Linked DNA regions of Homo sapiens: region 2 is linked to region 1. Evidence: read pairs that join two places in POLR2A ChIA-PET (ENCODE). Cell type or tissue: HepG2. All regions are shown on one strand. Each heading gives the region's core, and the rest is flanking DNA. Links, peaks and the distances in the headings are about the cores only.

Region 1 (10,486 bases), core at 3,592-6,091:
TTGTTCCACCTCAGCCTCCTGAGTAGCTGGGATTACAGGTGTATGTCACTATACCCAGCTAATTTTTATATTTTTAGTAGAGACTGGGTTTCACTATGTTGGCCAGGCTGGTCTAGAACTCTTGACCTCAAGTGATCCACCCACCTTGGCCTCCCAAAGTGCTGAGACTACAGGCATGAGCCACCACACCCGGCCAACAACTCTCTTGATGAACACCCTTTGCTGGAGAGGGATCTCTCCATTGAATGGCATGCACAGAGCCTCAGTTTCCTTTTATGTAAATGAATCCCTGCACACAAGGGTTGTTGTAAGGATTAAATGAGATAATATGAAGAAAGTGCCTAGTACAGAGGAAATACTCAGTAAATAGGTTCAGCTATGACTTCTTTTCTCTGACACCATTAGGCAAATATTCTACATCGGGGCACCTAAGAATGTGTTCCTCCTAGCTACCAAGGAGTGAGGCCTGTGCTTGAAAAAATGAAATAGCAAAGCACAAATTCAAATTAGTTATGTTGCTAGCCTGTAAAAATAAAATGCAAACTCAATTTGAACAACTTATAAATTTAAATTGCTAAAGTGTTTCCTAACCCCAAATTACAATTATCTTCAAAGTATTAAAGAGCATTAAAAGCACTTATCCTGAAAGAGCTATTTTAATGTTTGGCTAACAGCAGAGAATGTTCTCACACAACCTAACCCTCAGTAAGCACTCCACAAATGCTAACTAAGAGAAAACTCATACTCTTGGTTATTGAAAATCTCAGGCAAGCCAGATAGCTTTATCTCCTTTCTCATGGCAGTTATCTTGTAGAGCAAAACTGATCCACGGTTGCTACTTGAGATTTGTAAGTTGCCCTTGTAAGACTGGAAATGCTAAGAGTCCATTCACTGATTCAGAGAAACATTTATTCCATTCTGGCACTGTGAAAAGTGCTGAAACAAAAATGAACAATGGTGGTAATAAAGGACAATGGCATCCAAGTTCAAGAATGTACAGAGTGCCATGAGGTTTAAAGGAGGGAATGGCTGTACCTGGAGGTAGGGGTGGGGTATTATTCAAGAAAAGCCTCCTAGTGGTTAGAGATGAAATAACCCTGGAGTTGGGTCTTAAAACACAGATTTTTAGGTAATGTGGCATAGATGAGGGTTGGGGGCAGAGAAAAATTGAGCAACGAGACAAATAAGGAAAGGTAAATAGAGAGAGGTCAATCTGGGCAAAGTGAAAATAGAGCATATGTTTAGCTTGTGGTCTGTGTGTTGTGGTGCAAGAGGTGTGGGTGAGAGATAAATGGAGAGCTGAGGGGCAGGCTGGGGCTAGATGATAATAGGGTTTTTTGCTTCCCCTGTGGAGTATGCACTGCATCCTAAAAGCAACAGGAAGCCATTGAAGGAATTTCACTCCAGCTGCTTTAAGGAAGATCGATTGCAGACACACACACACACACACACACACACACACACGCACACGCAAAAACCCAGAGGCAAGAGGAGCATTTTAATAATACAAGAAAAAGACAGGAACAGAGGAGGAGAGCACCAAATACATATCAGAGTTGCCAAGGAAGGTCAGGTCTACAAGATGTGGTAACTGACTAGGAAACCATAGGAGGTGAAGGAAAGAGGAAGAGGGAGGATGACCCCCAGGTTTCCGATTTAAATGGTGGTGTCATTCTGCAGATTGGGGTACAAGATTTATAGGAAAGGTAAGTGCAATTTGGGGTGTGTTGAGTTTGAGCTGCCAAGGGGAAGAGATCTTGAAGGAAACAGTTGGAACTTAGGGGGAAAGTCTGGGGTGGAGATATAAATATAGGGGCCATCAGTATGTAGGTAGAAGATGGAACCATGGACATGGAGGAAATTGCCACAGGAGATTGAGAAGGGATGAGACCCAAGGACCCTAAGGAATCTGGGGATGGGGGTGGGAAGGAATCATCAGAGAGTGAGAAGGAAAAGTATTCATCTTCGATGAATAGAAAAAGGCCATAAGGTACAAGGGGCTTAGGAAAGTTCATGATGCTTTAGAGAATATTTCAAACTTGTTCCTGTTGGGAACTTCAAGTTCAACTTCAAGGTCATTATATATGCATGCTGCTGTCAGCCAGAAGAGATGAAGGCTCCTTGGGTTGGGGTCAGGGTTGGAATAGGGTAGGGAGAAATTCTCGAGAAGGAGAAGTAAGAGGTGATGGTGTCATGGAAATCAAGAGTAGAATTTCAAAAAGTAATTGATGGAGACAAATACTATGTAAAAATCCAAACAAGGTGAGGCTAAAACAAGTCCTTTGCCTTTAACAATTAGAAGGTCATTTTCAAAATGTAACTGTATGAGATGATAGACCTGTTAATCTGCTTCACTGCAGTAACCATTTTACTATCTATCTGTTGCAAACCTCAAATATACATAACAAAATTTATTTTTTAAAAAAGAAAATAAAGAAGATATTTCGTGCCTTGTTTCAGAACCATTTCATTGGAATTGTGGGCTACGAGTGGGAGAGTTGTTGTGTGGGAGGCTGAGGGTTTAAAGAGGAAACCAATGTTGTGGAAAATATAGCCTGCAAAATGTAGGTAGGAGTAGACATGTCCAATAGAAAGGATCCTTTGAAGGACCTTATCCAGGAGGGGAAGGGAAGAAGGAAAAGTATTGGGGAAGAAGAGGAGAAAGACACAGGTTAAGTAAAGGTGAGGAGGGGTGTTTTTAAAAGATGAAGGAGGGCCGGGCGTGGTGGCTCACGACTGTAATCCCAGCACTTTGGGAGGATGAGGCGGGTGGATCACGAGGTTAGGAGTTCAAGACCAACCTAGCCAACATGGTGAAACCTAATCTGTACTAAAAATACAAAAATTAGCTGGGCATGGTGGTGAGTGCCTGTAATCCCAGCTACTCGGGAGGCTGAGGCAGGAGAATCGCTTGATACTGGAAGGCGGAGGTTGCAGTGAGCCGAGATCGCACCACTGCACTCCAGCCTGGGCAACAGAGCAAAGCTCTATCTCAAAAAAAAAAAAAAAAAAGATGAAAGAGAACTGAGCATTTTTATAGCACATGGAAATGGAGCCAGTTGAAAGAGAAAAGGACGATGCAATGGAAAGCAGAAATAACTTGGAACAAGTTCCTAGAGGAGACATTTGGATGAGGAATACAAGAGGCGGGACTAGCAGTAAACTGGAGAAAGACTGTCTTTGTGTGAAACTGAAGGAAGAGAGAGGCGGGGAGGAGGGGGCATATCTTCCATTTTCTCTCAGAAGTTGGAGGCCAGTAGCTCTTTGGCAGAGGAAGGCTTGAAGGAAAGGATGAAGGTTTAGGAGGGCAGATGTGGAAGGGATGTGGAAGAAACAACGTGGCCATTTTCATGATGGTTGGAATTAAACCCTCTAAATGAACAGGAACATTCTGTTAGAAAGGAAAAAGAAATGTGTTTAGGCTGCAGCCCCTGGGGGTGGTTTTAGCTTGAAGAAATCACCAACTTATTTGGAACCCCTTTTGCCCGTGATTTTTTCATACTTCTGTGTTCATTTTAATTAAACTGGCCTTTATTCTTGTGAGTAATCAAGGAATATTCTGAGATAAAGCATGTCACAGCATGCAAAACAGCAACACTCATTTCTCCCCCTGGATCTAGTCGGCAGCCACCAAGGGCTCACCACTCTATTAAAATGACACGGCCGTCATTTCAGTGAATTGCAGTATGTCTGGTTTGGCAATCTGCAGAGGTGATTAAGGATCCCTGTGAAAGAGATGAGGTTTCTGGTGCTGAGAGGAGCAGGTCTACTCTGTGTAACAGTATTGTGGCGGAAAAGCTCTGACAAGAGAGGGTACAACGTCCTTTTGGACACCAGATCATGGGGCCATGCAAGATGTTATCTGGGCTTGTTGGCCTTGGAAAAAAAGATGGTCTTGGAACAATTTGGGCAGGAAGACAATGGGATTCTTTATTTCTTGGCACAGGAATGAATGAATCTTTATCCCAAATGCAAAGCAGGCATTAAATTCAAGGACAATAAATGGTGAGACCAGCATTCCAGGAACAATCCCAGGCTTTCTCTGTGTGCTCACAGTGAAAACAGTCCCACAGGGCTTCAAAGAGACATGTGGATTTCTTTTTCTCTTTTTAAGTAAACAAAATTAAGAGAGAACACGCACTTCCTACAGCTGCGAATTGCCCAGAACTTCTCCCTACCCTATTCCAACCCTGACCCCAAACCATGGAGGCTTCATCTCTTCTAGCTGACAGCAGCATGCACATATAATAACCTCGAAGTTGAAATTGAAGCTATCCAAGCACCCCAATAGGAACAAGTTTGAAATATTCTCTAAAGCTTCATGTACTTTCCTAAGTCCCTTGTACCTTGTGGCCTTTTTCTATTCATCGAAAATGAGCATAAATTTATTTGAACAAACTACAATATTGATCATGTATGTTTACGAAAGTGATAAAGTTGAGGGGGATCAGACAGTTCACGCTGCAAAAGTATGCACTGTGATACTCTGAATAGCAAGCTCCTTGATGCATTTTTAAAATTGGTTTTTATTTATAGAAATGAATGAGTTCGGTCTTCGGTACAAAGGGTCATACCAGTATTCCTTTAGCTCAGCCTTCAGCTTGTGAAGGAGAAGCTTCATGCTAAAAACTGGCATTAAAAAACTGGTGCGAGTCAGGATGGGACCTGGAGTGAGCTGCCCCTTTACTTTCTACTTCCTCTCAGCCTGGCAGAATGCCATCCCCACAAAAAGTCAAGTCTTTGTAGAAGCCGGCAAGGCTCTTTGTGGAGTCACCTCTTGCCACTTCCCAGAAATCACTCTAGAGTCAGGGAATTGCAAATAAAGTTTGCTCCACATCACATGATCCCCTCCTCCCACAAACATCCCTCCTTGAGTCCCACGGTTTACATATCCCCACAAGGTCAACTCAAGGACATTTGGTCACATGCAGAGTTATAGAAACAGTACACATAGAGCAGGCTGTGCAGCAAGCTCAGAGATTAAATATTTTGCTAATTCCATGTAGGCTTTCACGTGGGACTGCTTCCCTTTGACAGAGAGTTATCCTTTTCCCAGAGCAAGAGTAAAATGTGACCAATCCTTCAGGGCAGACAATTCTAGTTCAGTTCCATGAGTATTTCTGCAACAGATCTAGCATTTGTTGAACATAATGAGGGACAAAAGAAATTAAAAACCAGGTCTGGACTTCGACGATCTTATAATTGAGATTAAAGATAGGAAACATGCACATCTATGAAATAGTTTATTGATTTATTCATGCAATCAACAAAATTCTATCAAGAATCTGCCTTGTCACAGGCACTATGCAAGATACTGGAGAAATAACAAATACATAAGTTTTGCTCCTGCCTTCAAAATGCTCTCAGTGTGACTGATGGAAACAGAATCATCAGTATAGGGATCAGCAGTGGCAGGAAATAGAGGCAGAAATAACTTACATATCCAATAAATACTGAAGGAGTTCACTGCAGAAGAAATGAGCAAGTGCATCAGAAATCAGGTAAAACAACATGGACGAATAGAACTTAGGGTTTTCTTTTTTTTCTTTTAAATTTTATTGTGGTAAAAATACTTAACCTGGGATCTATCTTCTTAACACATTTTAGTGTATAATACAGTATTGTTATCTATAGGCATGATGTTGCACACTAGATCTCTAGAATATATTCTTCTTATATAACTGAGACTGTATACTGTATACCCAATGAACAGCAACTCCTCGTTTGCCTCTCCTCCTAGCCCCTGGCAACCACAATTCTATTCTGTGCTTCCATGAATTTGACTATTTTTCAGATCCTTCGTATCAGTGGAATCATGAAACATTTGTCCTTCTGTAACTGGATTATCTCGCTTAGCCTAATGTCCTTCAGGTTCATCTGTGGTGTCACATATTGCAGGATTTTCTTCCATTTTAAGGCTGAATAATATTCCATATTATGTGTATAGCCCATTTTTTAAATCCATTTATCCATTGATGGACATTTCTGCATTTGGGCTATTGTGAATAGTGAAGTAATTAACATGGGATTTCATGTTTGGAGAGATAGGCTTTGAAGTGAATGTTAAAGGATAGTTAGGTTTAGATAAGTAGAGAGAAGAGGTGAGGCACTTCAGTAAGAAAGAATCAAAATAAATGATGTTACCAAGAAGTCTGTGAGCATGGTAGCTCCCAGGATAGGAGAATGAAGTAAGAGCTGCAGTGAACCACTATACATATTCGTAGCTCTTTAAAATGCAGTGAAGTATCCTGCTTCACACTTAGGCAATTGGTCACAAAAAGGTTAGTGAACTGACTATTAAAATATAATATGAGCATATGTATAACACTTGCAGTTCTGTCTCTTATTTCCTGTATATCTTTGGATCAGTTATTTAATTTCTTTGAGACTCATTTGCCTCAATCATAATATTACCTGTTACCAAATAAGCTTGTTGTGAGAACTAAGTAGGTTATACATGAAATATAATTCAAACAGTGCCTGACATATAATATGTACTCAATAGACATTATTATTAAATATAGAAAAAGTACTCGGAGGCTGGGCGTGGTGGCTCATACCTGTAGTCCCAGCACTTTGGGAGGCCAGGCGGGCAGATCACTGGGGCCAGGAGTTTGAGACCAGCCTGGCCAACATGGTGAAACCCAGTCTCTACTAAAAATACAAAAATTACCTGGGCATGGTGGCACATACCTGCAATCTAAGCTATTCAGGAAGCTGAGGCAGGAGAATCACTTGTACCCGGAGGCAGAGGTTGCAGTGAGCCAAGATCATGCCACTGCACTCCAGCCTAGGCATCAGAGTGAGACCCTGTCTCAAAAAAAAAAAACAAAAAAAAGTACTGAGAGATATGGTAATAATGGCTAACACTTATTGAGTGCTTACTATAAGCTGGGGAATTTACTAAATGCTTTACAAGTATTAGATAATTTCATGTATAGTAAAATATTAACAAGATATGTCTGGGCAGCAGAGCCATCAACAGATGGCTGGGGAAGATTTCTCCCTGACTCTGCCTAATATCTCCCGTTTGTCCCTGTTTTAGATCAGACACCTAGATGCAGCGTTTGAGACAGGGATTTCAGCACATGCGATTTATTGAGGGGAGTCTCAGAAGAAAGGGAGAGCAGGAAGGAGACGGAGCAGGGAAAGAGCTAGACAAGAATGTCCTCACCTGAGCTCCGGCTTCACCCTAATCTCAGGGAGCGTGAAATGTACCCCAGAGTTGGTTCTGCTTCAGGCAAGGGGACCACCTATGTACCGCTCATTGGCTGCAGGCTGCCCCTGGGCTGAGGGTGGTGAACGTAACCTCCCTTGGGACTCCAGTCAGCCTATAGTAATTCTCTGAAGGAAGAAGGAGCAGCTGTAAACTGTTAGCAGCCCACACTCTTATCTGGTGAAGGATGGATACACTGGCTCAGTAAAAGGGACCTAGGTGCTGGGTAAAAAACCACCCCAAACTTAGTCACGGAAAACAACAGCAATCATTCATTTCCCTTACGAATCTACAATGTGAGCAAAGCTTGGCTGGACAACTTGTCACTATATTACATGGTATCAGCTGGTGTAGCTTGAACACTCGGGGGTGACGATGACTGCTGAGGACTGAAGTCATCTGAAGGCTCACGATGGTGTTGGCTTTAGGCTAGAACACCTATACGTGGTTTCTCCACAAGGTGGCCTCTCCTCCTCATGGCTCTGGATTCCAAGAAGGAGCATTTCGAGAGAACAAGGGGAACGCACTTGGTATTTTTATGACCTATCCTTGAAAGTCACAGTGTCACTTCTGCCTTACTGTATTGGTCCAGGCACCCATAAAGGACCAGCCAGATTCAAAGAGAAGTGCTATGGACTGAATGTCTGTGTCCCCCCAGAATTCATATGTTGAAGTTCTAGTCCCTAGTGGGATGGGATTTGGAGGTAGGAGCCTTGGGAGATGATTAGATTTAGATAAGGTCATGAGGGCGAAGTACCCATGATGGGATTGGTGCTCTTATAAGAGAAAGAAAACTGAGCCCTCTGTCTCTCCACCACTTGAGGACACCGTTAGAAGATGGCTGTCTGCGAGCCAGGGAGAGGGCCTCCACCAGAAGCCAGCCATGCCGGCATCCTGATCTTGGACTTCCCAGTCTCAGGAACTGTGAAAAATAGACGTCTGCTATTTAAGCCACACAGTCTATAGCATTTTGTTACAGCAGCCTGAACTAAGATAGGAGGTGTGTTAGTCTGTTAGGGTTACTGTAACCTAATACCACAGACCAGGTGGCTTAAACAATAGAAACTATATTTTCTCACAATTCTGGAGCTGAAAGTCCAAGATTGGGGTGTTGGTAGGGTTGGTTTCTCTGGGGGAACTCTCCTTGGCTTGCAGATGGCCACCTTTTTACTGTGTTCTCACATCATCATCTCTCTGTGTGTATACATGTCTAGTGTTTCTCTGTGTCTCCAAATTTCCTTTTCTTATAAAAACACTAGTCCTTATCTGGGTACAGTATCTCATGCCTGTAATCCCAGCATTTTGGGAGGCCAAGACAGGAGAATTGTTTGAGGCAGGAGCTAGAGACATAGCTAGCAACATAGCAAGACCCCATCTCTACAAAAAATTTTTTAAAAAATAAGCCAGGTCAGGCGTGACAGCATGTATTCCTAGCTACCCTGGAGGCTGAGGCAGAAGGATCACTTGAACACGAGGTTGAGGCTGCAGTGAGCTATGGTCATACCACTGCACTCCAGCGTGCAGACTGAGAGTGAGATTCAGTCTCTTAAAAAAAAAAAAAAAAAAGACACTAGTCCTTATAGATAAGAGCCCACCCTAAAGACTCATTTTAATTTAATCACCTCTTTAAAAACCTTAATTCCAAATAAGTTTGTATTCTGAGGTACTAGGTGTTAGGATTTCAACACACAAATATTTGTGGGGGGCACAATTCAGCCCATGACAGACAGCAGGAAACACAGACTTCACCACTCAGTGGCAGGAGGGCCAACATCACATTGTAGGAAGAACATGTGGGATAAGATATATTGTGGGGACCTTTGGAAAATACAAACGATCTCAGGCACCAACATTTACTTCAGTGCCTTAGCTTTTCGTCTTTCATCTTTGATTAGAACAAACCTCAATAAAAGTAAAATGTTTTGCAAAGAAACATTGACTCAGTTCTCTATAGTTGTCACTTTCCAACCAGTTTGCTGTCTTCCTACACAGAAATTCTGAAGCCACTACTCTCTTCTGGGTAATGGAACTATGAGTGCTGTGTTATTTTTAATAATAGTATATTCTTATAGATAGATTGTATGTTACATAAAGTGCATATATTTGTAAAAAAAAAAAGTTATAAAAATAATGCATTGATGAAATGTGGCATTGGTAAAGTACTACTTAAACTCCCAACCAGAATCTAAATTGTAGCAAATTGAGACTGCCGTATTCACTGTGTTTCAGAAATAAAGTCCCCCTCATATTGGAAGATTGTTATCTTTAAAAAAAAATTTTATTGTTCTTTATCGGATTAGAACTTAATGCAGGTTTGGCAATCACTGTTGATTGGCTATACAATGTTCTCTATCTTTCCTAACACACTTTTTATGTTTTATTACAACATTTTTAAATTAAGAATACATTTTTAGAATTAAAAATTAACAAATCATAAAATTATACACAGTGAACAATCTTCTTTCCACCTTTGTCATTTGCTCAGTTTCCAATACTCTTTTTATTTTTTTTTTGAGATGGAGTCTCGCTCTATCACCCAGGCTGGAGTGCAATGGTGCAATCTAGGCTCACTGCAACCTCCACCTCCCGGGTTCAAGTGATTCTGTCACCTCAGCCTCCTGACTAGCTGGGATTACAGGCACCTGCCATCATGCCCAGCTAATTTTTTTGTATTTTTGTAGAGATTGGGTTTCACCATGTTGGCCAGGCTGGTCTCGAACTCCTACCTCAGGTGATCCGCCTGCCTCAGCCTCCCAAAGTCCTGGGATTACAGGCATGAGCCACTGTGCCCAGCCAGTTTCCAATACTCTTCTTAGTGTATCTTTCCAGAATTTTATTGCATTTCAAGAAAATGTTGTCCTCCTTTTTCACAAAATGTAGCTCATTTTACACATTCTTCTATACACTTTGCCTTTGTTGCTTTATATTTTAGAGATCTTTCCATATAAGTTCATAGATATGCATACATCTGTGACACATGTAAGCATAGCAGATTACCCTCCATAGAACTGGCCCAACAGAATGTATTGTCACTTTTGTATTTTTGCAAATCTGATTGGTGAAAAATGGTATCTTTGTGTAATTTAAATTTATATTTATCTTACTCTGAGTGATCATGAGCATTATTTTATACATTTAAGAGTTATTTGAATTTCCTATTTTATGAACTGTCTATTTTTTTAACTCATTTTTTATATTGGCTTACTGGTCTTGTAAAAATTTTAGTTCTACTATCCTTTTTTATATAGAGAAATTCGCCCTTTGTCAGAA
Region 2 (10,486 bases), core at 4,125-6,624, 59 kb after region 1:
AGCCCTCAGTGCCACCACAGACAGCAAAAGTGTTCAGAGAAGATTTTTTCTCTCTTTATTTGTATTTAATATATATGGGGCCAAAAGGTACATATTATTCTCTACAGTGCCAAGCACTTGGCAGATGATGGAAAAACCCAGCATGGACAGCCAAAACTCTGCTTTCAGGACTGGTGAATGGGCCAGGGACAAATTACTGAGTGAGCCCCACCAAGATTTAAACACAGGTGAGAAGGTTAAGTCACATGAGCATCAGGGATAGTCTTTTTACAAATAAGTTGTTGGGTTGTGCTTTAAAACCACAAAACAACAATGTGATTTGCAACAGGCCAAACAATATTGAAATGTACGCTTACCTATAAGGCCAAGTCTCCTCCCCTTCTATCCTTCCCTGCCCTCCAGATAACTGTTATTAATGGTTTGGTATGTATTCTATCTACCATGCTTCATTATAACCAAGCAAACATACATATGTACCACATTGAGTTTTTTTTTTTTTTTTACTCTACATCTAATCCATCAGGAAATCTTTTAGCTATACTTTCAAAATACACCCAGAATCTGAACTGTCCCCCGATCCAGGGCCACCACCAGGTCGAAGCCTCACCATCTCTAGCCTAGATTATTATGGTAGCCTCCTAAATGTTCTTCCTGTTCTAAGATTTTTTAAAACAAAAAATGCATGTCCCTTCCCTGCCTACATCCTCTGAACAGTCTCATTTGCCTCAAAGTCAAAGTCCTCTTTTTACCTGACAAGCCCACCCCATTGCTGCCCCTCAGCTGCATCTCCTACTCCTTCTCCCATTCATTCCATGCCACAGCCTGAGCTCCTGCTCACACTCCTCCGCAAACACACCAGGCAGGCTGCCACCAACCATGGACCTTTGCCACAGCTGGGCCCCTCTGTCTAAAAACTCTTCCACAAAGACCCAGATCACCCGGTCCCTCACTTCCTTCAACCCTTTGGTCAAATGTCACCTTTTCAGTGTGGCCCACCCGGCAAACCCTATTTTAAATTTAAAGTGTTGTGTCCCACTCTCCCTCCCCCTTAAATACACTTTATTTTCTTAAATAAAGTGGAGTGACCTTCTAGTATACTATGTAATTTACTTAATTTACTAGAGTTAGTATTTACTGTTCTTCTCCCAGCTAAGAGGTATGCACAGATTTTCATCTGTTTGTTCGGTATTCCAAAGACCTAGATCAGTGCCTGGAACACAATAAATGTTGGATGACGAAGGAAAATGATTACATCATATCCCATAGGTATGTGTTGCTATAATTTAGTCACTCTTGATAAGGAACTAAACAACAACAACAAAAGATCCCAACAAAGAACAAAGCACATCATGTAGAATAGAATGAGGAAATCATACAAAGCAGGACCAGATGCCTCAACTCTAACATGTATTAAGACTAGACCTTTTAAAATGTAATAAACACCACCTTCTCTGTGAGTGCTGTCCGGTGTTGGTGGTACCACTGGAATACTGGAAATAAATAACAATAACAGAATTAAATGCAAAATATCTGAAAAAATAATTAGGGTCAAGCCTCATGATTTAGGAAAAGTCATTCTTTTTTGTGGGGGAGAAAGTCTCACTCTATCACCCAGGCTAGAGCTCAATGTCGCGATCTCAATTCACTGCAGCCTCCACCTCCTGGGCTCAAGTGATTCTTGTGCCTCAGCCTTCCAGTCGCTGGGATTACAGGCACATACAGGCTAATTTTTTTTGTATTTTTAGTAGAGAAAGGGTTTTACCATGTTGGCCAGGCTGGTCTCTGACCTCAAGTGAGCCACTGCCTCGGCCTCCCGAAGTGCTAGGTTTACAGGCATAAGCCACCGCGCCTGGACTTAGGAAAAGTCACTCTTAACTCTCTGATCTCTTTTTGAGCTAGCTTTCTAAAAGCTGGGAGTTATCAATGCTAGCTCTATAGTGCTATGAGAAATAACAGAGCCAAGGGTCTTCGGAGAGGAGAAAAGGAGAAATACTAGAAAAGTCTATGTGAGATCAAACCCCTCCACCCTCCACTGTGCTAATTCTGCCAGCTAGTCACCTTTGTTGTAATTCATTTTGTTTATTGTTGCTCCTTTTATAGCCTCCCCATGCTGGGCAGTTGCTAGGGAAACAATAAAGGGTGTCAGATATGGCAAGGGTGAGGAAGGGATTAGAGTACCCACACTGCTGAGTGAAATTTATTTAGGTTACAGGAGGGGAGGAAATTCACTCCAGGAATTACTGTGATTGCTCTCATGTCTCCAACAGTCTATAAATATACATACCAGAGGTTCAAACCTCTCTCCTTGCTAGAGCTCAAGTGCCTTAAAAGACAATTGAGTCTGGTTGGAGGGAAAAGAGTCCCAGCAGGCATGCAACTGAAACATATTAAATTCAACGCAGTTGTTAAACACCTAGCTAGTATTTTAAATGTCTCCATCCAGGCGTATTTTTCTTTCTCATGCTCTCCACTGCCCTCAGGACATCAAATATTCTTTTGATATACACAAGACTATCACATAATTACTGCAGTATTACTCCGCCGAGACAGTCAGACTGGCAGCTAGCCCCTCTATTTGGGTTAAATATTGCCCAGCATCCCAAATTCTTCCAGATCCAGGGTTTTATCTCCTTCCAGGTGATGTGGTCTAGAAGTGAGAATGGGAATGGAACAAAGAAATGTCGTAGGATCTAATCTGGCTGTTTCCCTGGCAACTTACGGTTGAGTCAAATCCCAGCGCGGGTGGCTGAGTGGCACCTGTAAGAAGCAAATGTTGGGTTCATTCGTTCATTCATTCAATTCATCCAACAAATACTTATTAAACCTGTAATATGTACCGCAAATTGTGCCACCATGAGGGTAATGACTTTAATCTGGTGTTTCCTTAATGTTGTCATTGAACCATACAAAGATTCATAGACATAGACCCTACCCTTAACGATCATCTTCTCCTGTAAGCGAGACAGTGTTTACTTTTACAACTACAACTCAATGTAGAAAGTAATTGTTGCATAGGATTAACTTGGAGTCTTGTTATCTGATAAAGTGGTGTCAGAGAATCCAGAGAATTTCTGCCCAACTAGGGGTGAGAAAAGAGGTAGAGTGTGGGAGGATCAAGCCTTACTGCACAGATAACATTAAAACTACACTTTGGCTAGGCACGGTGGCTCACGCCTGTAATCTCAGCCCTTTGCCAAGCTGAGGCAGGTGGATCATTTGAGGTCAGGAGTTCGAGACCAATCTGGCCAACATGGTGGTGAAACCCCATATTCTACTGAAAATACAAAAATTGCCCCAGTGTGGTTGCACATGCCTGTAGTCCTAGCTACTCAGGAGGCTGAGGCAGGAGAATCACTTGAACCCAGGAGGCAGAAGTTGCAGTGAGCTGAGATGGCACCACTGCACTCCAGCCTGGGTGACAAAGCGAGACTCCATCTCAAAAATTAAAAAATCAAACATTAAAAAACAACAACATGTAAAAGGTGGATTTGGCCAGTCACGGTGGTTCACACCTGCAATCCCAACACTTTGGGAGGCCAAGGCAGGTGGATCACCTGAAGTTCGAGACAAGCCTGGCCAATGTGGCGAAACCCCATCTCTACGATAAATACAAAAATTAGCCGAGTGTGGTGACGGGCACCTGTAGTCCCAGCTACTAGGGAGGCTGAGGCAGGAGAATCGCTTGAACCCGAGAGAGAGATGTTGCAGTGAGCCGAGATAGCACCACTATACTCCAGCCTGGGCGACAGAGCGAGACTCCATCTCAAAAAAAAAAAAAAAAAAAAAGATGGATTTGCTGGTGAACAATAAAACGGGAAGTCAGAGGAAGAGAAAAGAAAAGGGAAAGAGAAGAGGAAGTGACATTTGTGTTCAGATCTATAGAAAAGCTGCTACAACCAAGATCAGTTCCTAAAAACCTAGAGAAATGTGTGAAGTTTGACCCCACTTGCACATTCCTTCCCCACTTGTGTCGGTGGCACACCAACACTCCACCCCAGCCCACTCCATTTTCACATCCTCTACTTTTCTAAAATTGGGAAGCTTTGAAGCCAGATTCCTTCTCCCATCCCCTCCCTTGCCTTTTCTTCAGTGTACTTTCACTCCCAGCCCTTTTCCCTTTACGGTCAGATAATCTATTCTCAGGAAATGACTCACACCAAGGTATAAATTACCAGTATTGACACAGCATGTTACACTTAAGCAGACTGTTCGCTTTACAAGATAAGTGGCCTTTATCCAAAGAAATGACGTTGGATCTCAGACTGCAGGGTGCTTGTAGGAGTGGGAAGCAAGCGTTGCTAGGAGGAATAGAAATTTTCATCTTTTCTGGATGTGGGGTCTACTCTCCCTTCTTCATGTGTCTATTTTGGGTCTTCCCTCCACTAAAGCTAAGCTCTCTGATGGCAGTTTTGTCCATCTGGTTAGAACAGTGCCTGGGCAATAGTAGATACTCAAAAAGTATTAATACTTGTTATTTTAGTGAATGTTTAGTAAATGGCTTTTAGTGAATGTTGTCTGTTTCTAGTGCCCTGCAGCACAGATCTGATAAACTGAGGGAGAGAAGGGTAAGTAAGAAAGCCTGAAATTTAAAAATAAATATAATTTTATTTTAAATGATGTACATGTTATTGTTGAAAAAACTTAAATACAGAGAAGCAAAAATAATAAAGTAAAAGGTATTCATAATTCTCTCTCCAGGATCAATACCTGTTAAGATAGTGATGTAAACCCATCCAGATTTTTACCCATATCTACGTATAACAAAAAAGCACACTGTATTTAACATTCTAAACTTGTTTTTTAAAATACAATAAATCAAGATCATCTTGCCATGTAATAACATATTTTGTGTCCTTTTAAATGACTGCCTAATAATAATCTAGGCTGCTAGATATACCAGCAGACCCTATTCTACCAATTCTCTACTGCTGGAATCAGGTTGTTTCCAACTTTTCACTAGTACTTGTAAAAACACAGCAAAGAATGTCTTTATCACAAAATCTTTGTGCTTATTTCCTCTTACAAGTGAAAATATTGTCATCATTACTCTTAAAACATTGACAATATTTATCAAATACACCCTCTGTGCCAGGTACTTTACAAAACATTATTTAATCCTCCCCCAAACCCTACTATTTACAGATGAGGAAACTGACTTTGGAGATGCTGAGTCATTTGTCTGAGGTTACCATTAGTCATGCCTTTAATGTTTTTGATACCTATTGGCAAATTGCCTTCTGGAAACAGGGTTTGGAATGCTGTAGGGAATACTAGAAACCTGTTGTTTCAGATAAATCCTCCATGAAGGAAAGATTACACAATCTCCTTTAGTGAGCTATTCCCGTTTTATCGGCCTGTCAACATTGTTTTCTCCATTATGTTTACCCAAAACCTTTGTGATAATATAATTACCTATACTACCGGGCAGTGAGGTATCTTTTTGATTCACAATCTCATCAGACTGTATTCCAGAGAAGCAGAACATTCTGGGGCTCAGAGTCCTAAAACATGGGTTTCAACCTGATTTTATCTTTCCTGGAGTGAGGTCCTGAGACACATCAGTTTACTTACCTAAGACTTGGCTTTCATATAAAATGGCAAAACTAATACGAACCTAACTGATCTCCCAGCGTTGTGATGGTGGGATGAGATGATGAAATTGAAAGAGCTTTGCATGCTGGAAAGAACAATAGAAATGCAAGGTATTGTAATTATCAATGGCATCATCATGATCATCTCCATCCTTAAATCTATTACCTTGCTCTTATTCAGGCCTTTGCTTTCTTAGACAGAACCAACTTGCTTTTTGATACCAATTCATATGTAAAACAAACATTTTATCTAAATTCATATAGAACAAAGGGAGGCATCTTTTACTGGCACCTGTTGGTAGCAAGCGTTAGGGAGCCTTGTTCTTTTGGACTAGTGACTGAGAGAAATGAAAGCTTGAGATAAAGATGTGGGTAGATCCTGAGAAGAGACAGAAAAGACCAGAGGCTGGGAGCCACAATTGAGAGAAGTGCCCATTCCCCAGGAAGCAACAAACGGTGGTGCTTTTACTAAGTGAAAACAATCAGAGCAAAATAAAATAAAAGATGGGAGGGAAAGGAAGATAAAAGAAGAAAATGGAAATCAGAAAGGAATGAACTGTGGTATTGAGGGATACTTGGGGTGACAGTTGGTAAGAAGGCGCAATTAATTGAAATTTAGACCAGGCTGATATAACTGGATCATACATTCCTGTGCCTGTATCCAGAGGATAGTGCATTCGAGAAAGTACTAATAGGGAAATGGAACCAGACCTGTATAAACCTTCGGGCTTCGACTATAATTAGGTTTGCATCTCATTGTCTTAATCTTTAAAAGAAAGAAGTTCCTGTACATATCTGGGCTTTCTAGTCCTGAATTCTACAATTATCTACAGTATTTTCTATCAAATTCCTTTGTCCACCAGGCTATGAAAATTTCTTCTTCTCTTTCCAATACTCTGGACTTTAAAATCACTGAAATCTCATCCTGAAGGGACAGAAGAGTCAATTTAGAGCACCCAGTATGTTATTCAAGTTGATGTGGTCCAAAGTGCATTTTGTCTTCCTGGAAACCACAACACAACATGAAATAAAGGCTTTACAGGAGAATCCATTCATACTGCCTACAGGGTCTGAGGATCTTGAGAAATCTACTGTGCAGAGAAGTTAAATTTTTAAATTTAATTTCTGCTTGCTAATTAGTCATTCCCAAATAAAAAGAAAAAGAGAGGTTAATCTAATACAGGCTTTGAAACAAAGCAGAAGATTAAAGTTAACTTCTCAGGAAGAATTCTGAGGACAGCACAAAGAGAAGGGAAAAATGGATAATTGATATCAAGCACGACTTCTCAGAAAAAAAAAAACTTGAATGATTGTAAATGGAACTATTCTGTGCCATAATTTCTTAAAGATGTATTTCCCCACTAAGGATGGATATGAGACTAATGGCTTTCCTTTCCTCTCTTTAATCAGAGAGCTAGATGTCATTTAACTGCCAAATTCTTGCAACGTTATTATTTGGGTTTAAAAAGGCAAAATGGCATGTTTCTACAAACGGTTTGAGACTGTAAAAATGCAAATAACTCAGCCTAATTTACAAATTGGTGGGCGAGGGGGCTGAGCCCAGAGAAGTGTTCAATCACTAATTTTCCCATTCTGCCAGAGCCAAAGAAGCTGTTGCATGGATCTCTGATTTTTTGCGTGGAAAACTGGCACTTGGTTTTCCAGCCTGTCATTTCAGATTGAAAAGCTTTGTCTTAAATCCTTCAGACATGAAGTTGGGCAATGATGCCTGTGAGTAAATTCAATTCCTGGAACCAAATAGATGAAAAAAAAATTATAATGATAGGAAGCTACGTGTCTTCAAAGTGGTATTTTAGAAAGAAATTTATTGGAAATGATGAGAACGTAATTTAAAAAGTGTATCATCTCGGTTATAGGAGCTGAGCTGGGTTTTACAGAGTTACCGCGAGGATTTCTGTTGTGGGAAAATACCCAGGAAGTGACTGAGCCCAGCCAGACGTCACTGGAGACATGCAGAAGAAAAGGCAAGATTGGTTGTGACTCTCCTCTTCTGGGAACATTCTAGAAAGGGGTAGCAAGGATGCTGAAACCAGGCCAGCTCCATAAGACCTCACTTTGCAGAAATAGAGAGAAGTAAGGGGTGTAGGTAGGAAGAACAGAGTGGTACTGAGAAGTCTCAAGGAAGAGAGCGAAGGGGAAGAGCAGCATAGAAAGTGTGGCTGCATTTGCGTGGTGGTCTTACTGCGTACAATGGTTGAGTTCCATGGTCCTTGTCAGCCTCCCTCACAGGGGGAATGCGCAGATCTCTGAAAAAAATAGCTCCCTCTTCAGCCTGCCCCGAAATCCCCACCTATTTCCACAACAGGGAGAATGCAAATTTTCCTGCGGAAAAGCAAATAAACTGTTTTTAGGAATGAATGTTGAAATAAATTAAACCTTGATGACTCATTCATGTCTTGGAAAATTTTTATTTACCAGAAGTTATCTCTTTTGCAGGAATTCTGAAAAAAAGAAGTATTTTTTATAATCCATTTTATTTAATTAATTAATTCATTATTTATTTATTTACTTTTGAGATGGGGTCTTGCTCTGTCTCCCAGGCTGGTGTGCAGTGGCACGATCTCAGCTCACAGCAGCCTCCACCTCCTAGGTTAAAGCAATTCTCCCACCTCAGCCTTCCTAGTAGCTGGGATCACAGGGGCATGCCACCATGCCTGGCTAATTTTTGTATTTTTAATAGAGATGGGGTTTCATCATGTTGGCCAGGCTAGTCTCGAACTCCTGACCTCAGGTGATCCACCCACTTTGGCCTCCCAAAGTGCTGGGATTACAGGTGTGACCCACTGCCCCTGGCCCATTATTTTCATTTCAATGGTGGAGAGAAGAACATGGGACAAACTTGTAAAGGGTTGTAGTCATGTATTTAACAAGTGTTTACAAGCACCCACTCTGCAAGGTCTTATACTTGAAGTAGAGACTTTCAAAGAGCCTTAAGGCACCATCACTGTCCTCAGGGTCTTACATCTCCTTAGAGATCTCAATAAAACCTGAACTGTATGGAAGGAAACACTCAACAGAAGGCAGGATATAAATCCCAAATGAAAAGCAGAAGGGGTTCTAAGTGCCAGAAGTCAAAGGGGAGAGAAGACCTTCAAGGAGGTTCACAGCTATCCCAAGAGAGGGGCTTAAGTACATTACTGCTAACAGCACAGACAATGCAAAAAGGGAAGGCGGGCGTGGGGCCAAGGAGGGGCTCAGGAAAAGGCTAGCTGGGGGATGAGGACACACAACACAGGAAAACAACCCATGGAATAAGAAAGAGAGCTCCTAGGGGGAATTCAAAGATGGGAACCAGACTTGAACAGACCAACAGCAATACTTTTAGCAATGCAATTTTGTCTAACAGAAAGACAGCGTACAATCTTGGAGTCAGATAAACAGCTATCTTGTGTTGGGCCCAGTGTAGCGCCTTGGTGTCCTCATTTGTAAAACTGGGATAAAAACCCTTATCTCAAAGGATAGCAAAGGATAAGTTACACAGCAATGGGTCTGACACATAGTGGGACCTTCACACAAGTTCAGTCCCTTCCTCTGACCTCCAGATCTTTTCATCCTGCTCCCCATCACACTCAATAAACTTGAAAAAGAAAGAACATTCACCATACTTTTTTGGTTAGGTTGATCCATAAATCACTTCTTTTTCTTTTTTAATAGGGACAAGGTCTTGCTATGTTGCCTATGCTGGTCTCAAACTCCTGGGCTCAAGTGATCCGCCTCAGTCTCCCAAAGTGCTGGGATTACAGGAGTGAGCCACTGCATCCATCCCCATAAATTGCTTCTATAAACGGTCTTTGGGAAAAGGAAATAGTGGAAGTATAAAAGTCTACTCTGAATATTTGGGGATATAACATCTCCTAGGATCTGTCCTTCAAGAAAAACCACTATTAGGAATAATATAGAAAACAAATATTTTATATGCACCCTGAATGGAGGGCATTATTAAATCCCTTGTTAAAGTTAGCACTTTCCAAGTAGGAATTTTGTTTGTAAAATAAGTTTTGCACAGCTGGTGTCAAACCCCTTTCCTTGCTCCCAATATTCTAATAATTGCAATCAGCTTTGGTGATTTCTCAGAGGTGAATTACAGTAACTCTTCCTCCAAGCCTTACAACAATTTTCCCTCATTTTTTATCATTATTACTCAAAAATGCTGATGCTTTTAAGAGGCAACTCCTCCATACAGTTAGGATTCTCCACCAACTCTGCATTCTTGTCTTCATCCTAAAGGCCATGTAGAAGGAAGAAGGTGATAGAAGAAGAAAATTTCACAGTAAAAGTCAAAATTTTACCTAGGTACTACCTTATATGTATTCAGCTTTGTGGGTTTTTGTTTGTTTTTTTGCAGTTAGCTTTTATGTCTTACATACAAGATTTGTAAATTAAGAACTAGTTTCTACATCCCTGAGGTTTTTGGCACCTGTTTTTTCCCTCCCTATATTACCACTACCATCACGATTCAATTGCTCTGGAAAAGATATCTGTCAATACTGTCAAAGAACAAAATTTCAACACATTGAGTTTTGAAGATTGAATTGACTTTTATTAGTTATCCATGCAGTGGGAAACCTCCCAGCAATGAAATAGAAAGACACTCTGCTGAGCAGAGAGGCTGGGCCTTATAGGCAGAAAAGCCTCAAGAAAGTGGAGACAAGGAACAAGAAGCAGATTTGTCATTTCCCTGTATGGGTTAAAGCAGAAGGGACTTCCTAATCATGCCGGCTCAGGTCTCCTTTTCTATTGGCTGTTGTGAATCTCCTGGGTTTTTGTTGGTGATGTTTTAAACTGGCCTAACCCCAGTGACTCCTTTCTGGTCTAGTCTGGTCTCTTGGGGCCTATTGTAGGAGCTCAGTCTAGAACAATGGCCTCTCATAAAT

What was found. ChIA-PET counts read pairs that join two places held together with the same protein. Peaks named below come from ENCODE experiments on the same cell type or tissue, not always from the same donor. Only the 100,000 strongest peaks of a DNase experiment are listed, where the experiment ranks them.
Region 2: POLR2A ChIA-PET joins it to region 1 with 13 read pairs; 4 of 35 experiments call an interaction of 5 or more read pairs at or near these places.

The regions. Positions count from the first base shown.
Region 1 is chr6:47,072,165-47,082,650 of GRCh38, forward strand. No RefSeq gene overlaps it. Among named protein-coding and RNA genes, the nearest start is that of ADGRF1, 35 kb to the left of the region's middle. In HepG2, for the core only: no CTCF peak of the experiment used is centred there; DNase peaks (open chromatin) are centred at 3,997 and 4,837; H3K4me3 peaks cover 928 bases.
Region 2 is chr6:47,130,713-47,141,198 of GRCh38, forward strand. LOC105375081 (a long non-coding RNA gene) reads right to left here and starts at 7,984. Exons shown (of 5, transcript XR_926864.3): 1 at 7,802-7,984; 2 at 5,615-5,677; 3 at 2,720-2,757; 4 at 1,447-1,490. In HepG2, for the core only: no CTCF peak of the experiment used is centred there; DNase peaks (open chromatin) are centred at 4,129, 5,239 and 6,579; H3K4me3 peaks cover 383 bases.